2 separate regions of the Homo sapiens genome follow, and region 2 is linked to region 1. A link is an interaction called in ENCODE POLR2A ChIA-PET data of the cell type or tissue named here. Cell type or tissue: HepG2. All regions are shown on one strand. Links, peaks and the distances in the headings refer to the core of each region. The heading gives the core; the rest is flanking DNA.

Evidence for each region. ChIA-PET counts read pairs that join two places held together with the same protein. Peaks named below come from ENCODE experiments on the same cell type or tissue, not always from the same donor. Only the 100,000 strongest peaks of a DNase experiment are listed, where the experiment ranks them.
Region 2: POLR2A ChIA-PET joins it to region 1 with 6 read pairs; 2 of 35 experiments call an interaction of 5 or more read pairs at or near these places.

What each region holds. Positions count from the first base shown.
Region 1 is chr7:99,600,850-99,605,233 of GRCh38, forward strand. TMEM225B (transmembrane protein 225B) reads left to right here. Exons shown (of 6, transcript NM_001195541.3): 3 at 3,537-3,747. The coding sequence starts at 3,540. Among named protein-coding and RNA genes, the nearest start is that of TMEM225B, 4.8 kb to the left of the region's middle. In HepG2, for the core only: CTCF peaks have their summits at 1,315 (motif pointing left) and 2,530 (motif pointing right); no DNase peak of the experiment used is centred there.
Region 2 is chr7:99,995,400-99,999,783 of GRCh38, forward strand. It overlaps LOC105375423 (a long non-coding RNA gene), which reads left to right and starts at 1,676. Exons shown (of 3, transcript NR_159960.1): 1 at 1,676-1,711; 2 at 3,984-4,093. RefSeq lists enhancers at 2,034-2,123, 2,134-2,253. In HepG2, for the core only: a CTCF peak has its summit at 2,310; DNase peaks (open chromatin) are centred at 2,382 and 2,959; H3K4me3 peaks cover 1,122 bases.

The DNA of each region.
Region 1 (4,384 bases), core at 157-4,156:
GCAGGCGTGGGGACAGGAAGGTTGGAAGGTTGGGGAACTTTATGAAGGGAAAACTGAGAAGATGAGGAAGGCTGATGAGATGGAAGTGGGGTTGGGGAGAGGGAAGAACCAGCATGAGCTCAAGGCTAGGGTTTGGGTGAAGGAGAGAAAAAAAGGTAGAAAATAAAGGAGACAGAGATCACTTCTAGTCACATACAGGTGGAGATGGGGTAGACAGGAAGAGGTGCCCCCTATCAAATGAGAATGCCCAGTGTACTCCCATCTATACAGAGGACAGGATCAAGATGCAGCCATGACTCCTTCCCATTGAGTTCTAATACTAGAAGGATGCCTCAATGCCCTCTGGTCCAACAGACTTCATCATTTTAGATAGAAGGAAGTGGAAGCCCTGAGGTTGGGGTGACTTGTATGACCTGGAGAGTGGATGGGAGATGGAAAGGGGACATTTAAAGAGAGGGAAGGGCTGGGTGTGGTGGTTCAAGCCTGTAATCCCAACTCTTTGGGAGGCCAAGGCAGGAAGATCACTTAAGCTCAGGAGTTTAAGACACCCTGGGCAACATAGTTAGACCCCTGTCTCTACAAAAAATTAAAAAATTAGCTGGGCGTGGTGGCACGCACCTGTAGTCCCAGCTACTCAGGAGGCTGAGGTGGGAGGATCACTTGTGCCCAGGAGGTTTAGCCTGGGTGACAGAGTGAGACCCTGTATCTAAAAACAAAATATAATAAGGAAAGAAGGGAATAATTCAATTTTTCAAGTGGGAAGAAGAGAAACTAGAGAATGTCAGAAAGGAAGAGAAAGTACAAACATTTTCAAGTCACTCTGACAGCATCGAAGATGAACATGTGTTTACCTGTTTATAACCAGGGTACTTGGGTGTGGGGGGTACAGGAAGGGAGCCACACCTCTGCCCTCTGCCATTAGGCTTGTTCAGCCATAGCCATTGGTAGCTCTCAGAGACGCCCCCTTCCCTGGCTGCAGCAAGTGTCTGCATGGGCAAAGACGCCCCCTTCCCTGGCTGCAGTGAGGGTCTGCATGGGGATTGGGTAGAGGCCCCAGTGTCTGCACTGGGCAAGGTTTGCACAGGGTGTGGGAGCAGGGGAGGAAAGCATGCTCACTTCGAGGGCCTTGTGCTCTCTACTGCCCAGGCACAGCTTGAAAACCGTGATGCTGCCAAGCCCAGCCTGGCACAGGCAAGGGTCCCCAGGTCTGGCTTTGGGTAGGACTTGGAAAGAAAGACTGTCATCTTGGGGTGCACCTCCCTTGTCACATCTTCCTTTCACCTGATGCCCCCTTTCTGCACTGCCAGGTAGCGAGGGTCATCACAGTGCCACCTGGAGGCCTCTGGCCAGGCCCACCCTCCCTGCAGCTCCAATCACCGTCCCTGCTTCCTTCCTTCCCATTGCTGGATAACTCTCATTCCTCAGAGCTGCCAGGCTCAGCACAGACAGAGGGGAAAGCAGATTCGTTGAAACAATTTGTCCTGAAGTTGGGTGTGGCCTCCAGCCCCTTCTCCCACAGGGATATCTGAATTTTAGAAGTCTGCCCTCCATCCCTGCCCTCCCAACTTTAACCAAGCACCTGAGTGCTCAGCACTGTGTTGGACACTTTGGTATGCGTTATTTCATTTGGTCCTCTCAGTGGCAGGTGTTGTATTCTTATCATTGGGCAGGTGTTATAATATATCCTTCCTTATCCTTAGGCAGGTGTTATATCCTTCCTTTTCCAGATGGGGAAAGCAAGGTCCTGAGACTCTGAGCAACTTCCCCAAGATCACACAGCTAGGAAGTGATGAAGCTGAGACAAGACCAGCCAGCACTTACCCACCACGGTGTAACTACTCATTCAAAAGATGACATCTTTTGAAAATTTTTATTCTTTCAGAGACAAGGTCTTGCTTTGTTGCCCAGGCTGGAGTACGGCGGCATGATCATAGCTCACTGCAGTCTCTAACTCCTGGGCTCAAGAGTTCCTCCTGCCTCATCCTCCCAAGTAGCTGGGAACTACAGACAGGCACATGCCCCCAGCCTGGCTAATTTTTAACAATTTCTTGTGGAGACTGGTCTGACTGTGTTGCCTAGGCTGGTCTCAAAACTCCTGAGTTCATGCGATCCTCCCACCACAGCCTTCCAAAATGCTGGGATTATAGGCATGAGCCACCAGTGACTGGCCACAAAAGGAGACATCTTAGTGACAGATGGTGATGAAAGAGAAGATGGGTTTGGGGGAGGAACTCCACGTGATAGGGATCCTTCACTGAGGGCCCAGGCTGCAGGAGGCTCTATGAAACACCAGAACTCTTTGTAAAACTTCCTGTTTGTACATGACCTGCTCATTTCTCAGCAGGGGCTCCTCCTGTGCACATGGACCTCTCCCCACCTAAACCCACAGTTCCTGTGGTCAGAAGGCCAGTCACTGAATAAGGGCACCTAAGGCTCTGGTCTGAATATCTCCCCTTGGTTCTCAGTCTGAAATCCCAAAAGGAAGACAGTTGACTGCAAAATAGGCTGGAGTTGTCCTGATGGCCAGTAGAGGTGGCTGTTGATAGAATTGAAAGCTTAGGGCCAGGCATGGTGGCTCACACCTGCAGTCCCAGCACCTTGGGAGGCTGAGGCGGGTGGATCACCTGAGGTCAGGAGTTCGAGACCAGCCTGGCCAACATGGTGAAACGCTGTCTCTACTAAAAATACAAAAATTAGCTGGGCGTGGTGGCGGGCGCCTGTAATCTCAGCTACTCAGGAGGCTGAGGCAGGAGTATTGCTGGAACCTGGGAGGCAGAGGTTGCAGTGAGCTGAGATGGTGCCATTGCACTCCAGCCTGGGCTGACAACAGCGAGACTCCATCTTAAAAAAAAAAAAAAAGAATTGAAAGCTTAGAACTTTAGTTTTTTTCTTTTTTTTAAATTATTTAATTTTTTTTTTTGTTTTTTTTTGAGACAAGGTCTTGCTCTGTCACCCAGGCTGGAGGGCAGTGGTGTGATCATGGTTCACTGCAGCCTTGACCTTCCTGGGCTTAGGCGATCCTCTCACCTCAGGCTTCTGAGTAGCTGGGACTACAGGTGTGCAACACCATGCCTGGCTAATTTTTGGTAGAGACGGGGTTTCGCCATGTTGCCCAGGCTGGTCTTGAACTTCTGGACTCAAGCGATCCGCCTGTCTCAGCCTCCTAAAGTAGTGGGATTGCAGGTGTGAACCACCGCACCCAGCTGAAAGTTGAGAACTTTAAAGCTGAGGAGGCCTTGTGAATGGCCCAGTTCAACCTCCTCAGTTTACCAGAGGAAGAGGGCTCAGAGAGGGAACCTGACATGCCCAAGATCACCCAGTGATTTAGCGACAGAAAGCATTTTATGCATTTTTTTTTTGGTCTGCTGCAGAGGTGTATAGGCTGTAAAGTTAAGCAAAGAAATCATCATTTACTGAGTTTCACATATGCGCCACACACAGCACTGACATTTCCCCAGCCACTGTCTCCTTCCCTCTGTGCTGCAGGAGAATTTGGGTCGGTGTCCCACCTCCACGATCACTTTTCTCTTACACAGGTGATGCTGACGTTAGAGGACAAGGACATGAAGGGATTCTCCTGGGCCATAGTCCCAGCCTTAACCTCCCTAGGCTACCTGATTATACTGGTGGTCTCCATCTTTCCCTTCTGGGTGCGACTGACAAACGAGGAGTCCCACGAAGTCTTTTTCAGTGGCCTATTTGAGAACTGCTTCAATGCCAAATGCTGGAAGCCTCGACCCTTATCCAGTAAGGAGGGATGGAGGCGGGGAGGAGAGAGAGGGAGATGGGGCCAGTGTTGGGACAGAGGTGGGGGGTGAAAGAACAGGGTGGGAGCAGAGAGGACAAAATCTAATTAGCTCAGGGCTGGATGCGGTGGCTTGCACTTGTAATCCCAGCACTCTGGGAGGCCGAAGCGAGAGGATTGCTTGAGGCCAGGAGTTCAAGACCAGCCTGGGCAACATAGCCAAACCCTGTTGCTACAAAAATGAGAAAATTAGCTGAGCATGGTGGCATGTGCCTGTAGTCCCAGCTACTCAAAAGGCTGAGGTTGGAGGGCTCCTGCTTGAGCCCAGAAGTTCGAGGCTGCAGTGAGCTGTGATCATGCCACTGCATTCCAGCCTGGGAGTGAGAGTGAGGCCCTGTCTCAAAACAACAACAACAACAACAACAACAACAACAACAACAAAACACAAAAAATTAACCAGGCTTGGTTAACCCAAGGGTAGACTCTGGGATATCTGGGGCTTCAACAGCAACTTTGACTCCTTATCCCACTGCCAGCTGCCCACCTCTGCCAGCTCAGGAGGGTATGCAAACTCATTTTCACATGGGTCTGCATCATGCCAGCAGTCAGAGAACAAATCACCCTGTTATCAGACTCTGG
Region 2 (4,384 bases), core at 114-4,113, 390 kb after region 1:
TTTTTTTTTTTTTTTTTTTTTTTTTTGAGATGGAGTCTCGCCCTGTTGCCCAGGCTGGAGTGTAGTGGCGAAATCTCGGCTCACTGCAACCTCCACCTCCCTGGTTCAAGCAATTCCCCTGTCTCAGCCTCCCGAGTAGCTGAGATTACAGGTGCACACCACCACGCCCGGCTAATTTTTTTGTATTTTTAGTAGAGATGGGGTTTCACCATGTTGGCCAGACTGGTCTCGAACTTCTGACCTCAGGCAATCCGCCTGCCTCAGCCTCCCAAAGCGCTGGGATTACAGGCATGAGCCACTGCGCCCCGCCTCCATGTTAATCACTCTTTCTGATTTCAAATAACTCATTATCCCCATGACCTTATGGATTTGTTTTTCCTCTTCATCCACAAAATTCTCCAGAGAAGTCTCCCTTGTTATCTCTTGGCTGTGCTTTCTATCTCACCAGTTATCTTTCTCCAAAGAGCTTCCTCTGCAAAGAAGCTTTGTATATGAAGACCATGTGGGGGCTGAATCAAGACCAAGTTTCACAACCTAAAAGTAGTTCACAAAGCTTCCTTGCCTCTATTCTCTGCAAATCTGTAAACTCTTCAGCTGACCCAATTTCTCTCTTTAGCCTTCAGAGATTATTTTATTTTATTTTATTTCATTTCATTTCATTTCATTTTGACAGAATCTAGCTCTGTCGCCCAGGCTGGAGTGCAGTGGCACCATCTTTGCTCACTGCAACCTCCCCCTCACAGGTTCAAGCAACTGTCCTGCCTCAGCCTCCCGAGTAGCTGGGATTACAGGCGTGAGCCACCACGCCCAGCTGATTTTTTTTTGTATTTTTAGTAGAGACAGGGTTTTGCCATGTTGGTCAGGCTGGTCTGGAACTCCTGATCTCAAATGATCCGCCTGCCTTCACCTCCCAAAGTGCTGGGATTACAGGCGGGAGCCACCACACCAGCCAATTCTATTTTTAATTTTATTGAAGAAGCGCTGTACTATTTCTCACGGGGGCTGCACCATGTTATGTTCCCACCAGCAATGCACAAAGATTCCAATTTGTCCACATCCTCACCAAACACCTGCTATTTTGTTTTGTTTTGTTGGTGGTGGTGGTGGTTTTTTGTGTTTGTTTGTTTGTTTGTTTTTAGTACAGGGAGAGTATCCCTAATCCAAATATCTGAGCTCCAAAAGTTACAAAACCAGAACTTGAGGGCCATCATGGCACTTAGAGAAAATGCTCATTAGAGCATTTCAGACTTAGGATTTTGGGATTAGGGCTGCTCAACCAGTAAAGCAAATATTCCAAAGTCAAAAAAAAATTCTGAAATCTGAAACATTTCCGGTCCCAAGCATTTCAGATAAGGGATATTTAAACTGTAGCCATCCCGACGAGTGTGAGGCGTCTTCTCAAAAGTCTTGCACACTATTTTGTCTGCTTTGATCTGTCATGTGTTTCCTACCACTTTGAAAGCATAACGAATTTTATCCGTATTCATTTATGATGAGAGGCAGTCCAGGCAGTGCAAAGGGCACAAATCGTGGTCCCACAAGTCCTGGCTTCTGACCCGGATCACTGTGAGACCCTGAGCAAGCAAGAACTTGCTCCAGGCCTCAGTTTCCTTGGTCTCTGGGGGAAGCCAGGATGATAATCAGCCATGCTCCAACCCCTCAGCTGAAACTCAGGCCTGGATGCATTGTAAATGGATTTCCTCTTCCACAGGTGAGCCGCTGAATTCGATTCCTTCTTCCTTCCTTCCTTCCTTCTTTCCTTCCTTCCTTTCTTCCTTCCTCTCTTCCTTCCTTCCCTCTCTCCCTCCTCCCTCCCTCTGTCCTTCCTCCCTCTCTCCTTCCCTCTCTTCTTTCCTTTTTTTTCCTTTTTGAGATGGGGTCTCACTGTGTTTCCCAGGCTGGAGTGCAATGGTGCAAGCAAAGCTCACTGCAGCCTCTGACTCCAGGGCTCAAGTGATCCTTCCACTTAAGCCTCCCGAATAGCTGGGGCTACAGGTGTGCCCCACCACACCCGGCTCATTTTATTAATTCTTGGTAGAGACCAGGTCTCTCTCTGTTGCCCAGGCCAGTCTCGAACTCCTGGCCTCAAGCGATCCTCCCACCTCGGCCTCCCAAAGGACTGGGATTACAGGTACGAGTCACTGCGCCCAGGCTTTTCTCCCTTTTGACTCATTTTGAGGCCCCCGTCGTAGGGTACACGCCCTGGGAATCGGGGGTCTTCCAGTATAGGGAACCACCGAGATGCGGGCCCTCCGAAGTCCTAGAGAGGGCGCCTCGGCCGCCGGCACCCGCCACACTTCCGGCCTTTGTGGGCCGCAGCGACGGCGGTCTGCGGCTGTCGGTTCTGTTTGTTGCTGTCACTGCTGTTTGTTCTTGCCAGCGGCTAGGTGTGTAGTTGCTTGGGGCTCCTAGCACGAGGCCTCTGTCCCCAGGCACGCAGCGCCAGTCTCCGGCTGTTGCGCCCTGGGCGCCGCCTCTCTCCGGCCCCCCTTTGTTTCCTGAGCCAGCTGGGAAGACTAAAAGGGTGGGTCCTGGGAGCGGCCCATGGTTCGACCCTTCTTTTCAGGCATCCTTGGAGCATGCAGGCTGCAGATTTCAGGCCGACCCCGCTAGCACCAAAGTCCATGCTGCTGTCCGTGGCAGCTCAGTTTGAAAATGGCCTGGTAGAAAGTCCAGGTTGTTGAACTGGTAAACGCACTCTGCATCCCTTGACTTGAAGTTTTCATTATTCTCTAACGTGCACTTACCCCCAGTAGAGAGCAAATGAAGATTCATACAAGAAATACTGCCTTTCCCAAAATGGGACATTCCAGCAAGGGTGCCGGTACTGACTTGGGTTAGCTTAAGAGAGAGATGCAGTTGAAAAGCTTGTCGGCAGGGATCAGGGAAGACTTCCACTAAGTGGTGTGTATTCAAAGGAGAGGTAGGAATTGGTTAGGTGGACGACATGCTCCACCATCCAAGAAGAACATTCCAGATGGAACTCAGGCAAAAGCACAAAGTTCGAAAAGTCAGAAGTGCAGGGGAAGTGGTAAATATTTCGACACCATCCAGATAAATGGTTGTTTTTGGTTTTTTGGGATGGGGGACAGGGTCTTGCTCTGTTGCCCAGGCTGGAGTGCAGTGGCACGATCTCGGCTCACTGCAACCTCCGTCTCCCGGGTTCAAGCGATTCTCCTGCCTCAGCCTCCCCAGTAGCTAGAATTACAGGCGCCTGCCACCAAGCCCAGCTAATTTTTGTATTTTTAATAGAGACAGGGTTTCGCTATGTTGGCCAGGCTGGTCTCGAACTCCTGACCTCAGTGATCCTCCCACTTCGGCCTCCCAAATTGCTGGGATTACAGGCGTGAGCCACCTTCCCCGGCCCCATCCTGATAAATGTTTATTCTCTGTCGGGGAGTGGTGATTAAGATCTGTGTGACCACAGATCACTTCTGCTCAAAATAGCCAAGCCCCTTAAAAAATAAAGGTTTGTTTTCTAGAAATAGTATAGCAGGAGAACTGACTGCCACTTATTGGCCAATTTATTTAACCTTTCTGACTTTCAAATCCCTTGTTTCTAGGGGCATAGCAATAATATCTTGTAATAGGGAGGAATGGATTAGGTTAATTTGTAGAAAGCATCCACCACAGTGTGTGTGGCAGGTAGTATTAATACGTCGGAGGTTTATCATTGTTTTTACTGTTAATAATCATTAAAAATGTGATAGTATCCCTTCCCATTATGGAGCCTCCTTCTCTGTACAGTAAGCAATGTGGAAAGAGGAAGAGGAGTAAATTCCAGAAAGTGTTAAGAAAGATGTATGTAGAAATGATAGCAACCTATTCAATTTTCACAAAATTTGAATAGGGCATCATACTGTCTCTTACTATACCCATAAAATATCTTGTAGCATTTTTATCTGAGTGAAAGCAAGCATGATAATGTATCTTTTAAAAAATAAATATACTTTGTAAATCACTTTTTTTTTTTTTTGAGACAGGGTCTGGCTGTTTTGCCCAGAATGGAGTGCAGTGGCGTGATGGTCTCGGCTGACAGCAGCCTCGACCTCCTGGGCTCAAGCCTTGGCCTCCCAAAGTGCTGGGATTACAGGTATGAGCCACCATGCCCGGCCCTCCCTTTCTTTTGTGTCTTTGGATTTGTCTTTGTGGAGAGGGTACCAGGTAGGTCTTTTTTCCTCTGAGCAATTATTAAACCTGTGTTCCTTATGAACTGTATTGTTCTGTTTGAAAGCCCCTGTCTGGCACGCAAAACAAGACCAAAATTAATAGAGTTGGGCAAACTACTGAAAACTATATATATTTGCAATCAAAACTTCAAGAAAAAGCAATAACAATCCTCATTAAAGAGGTTAGCACTGGCCAGGTGTGGTGGCTCACGCCT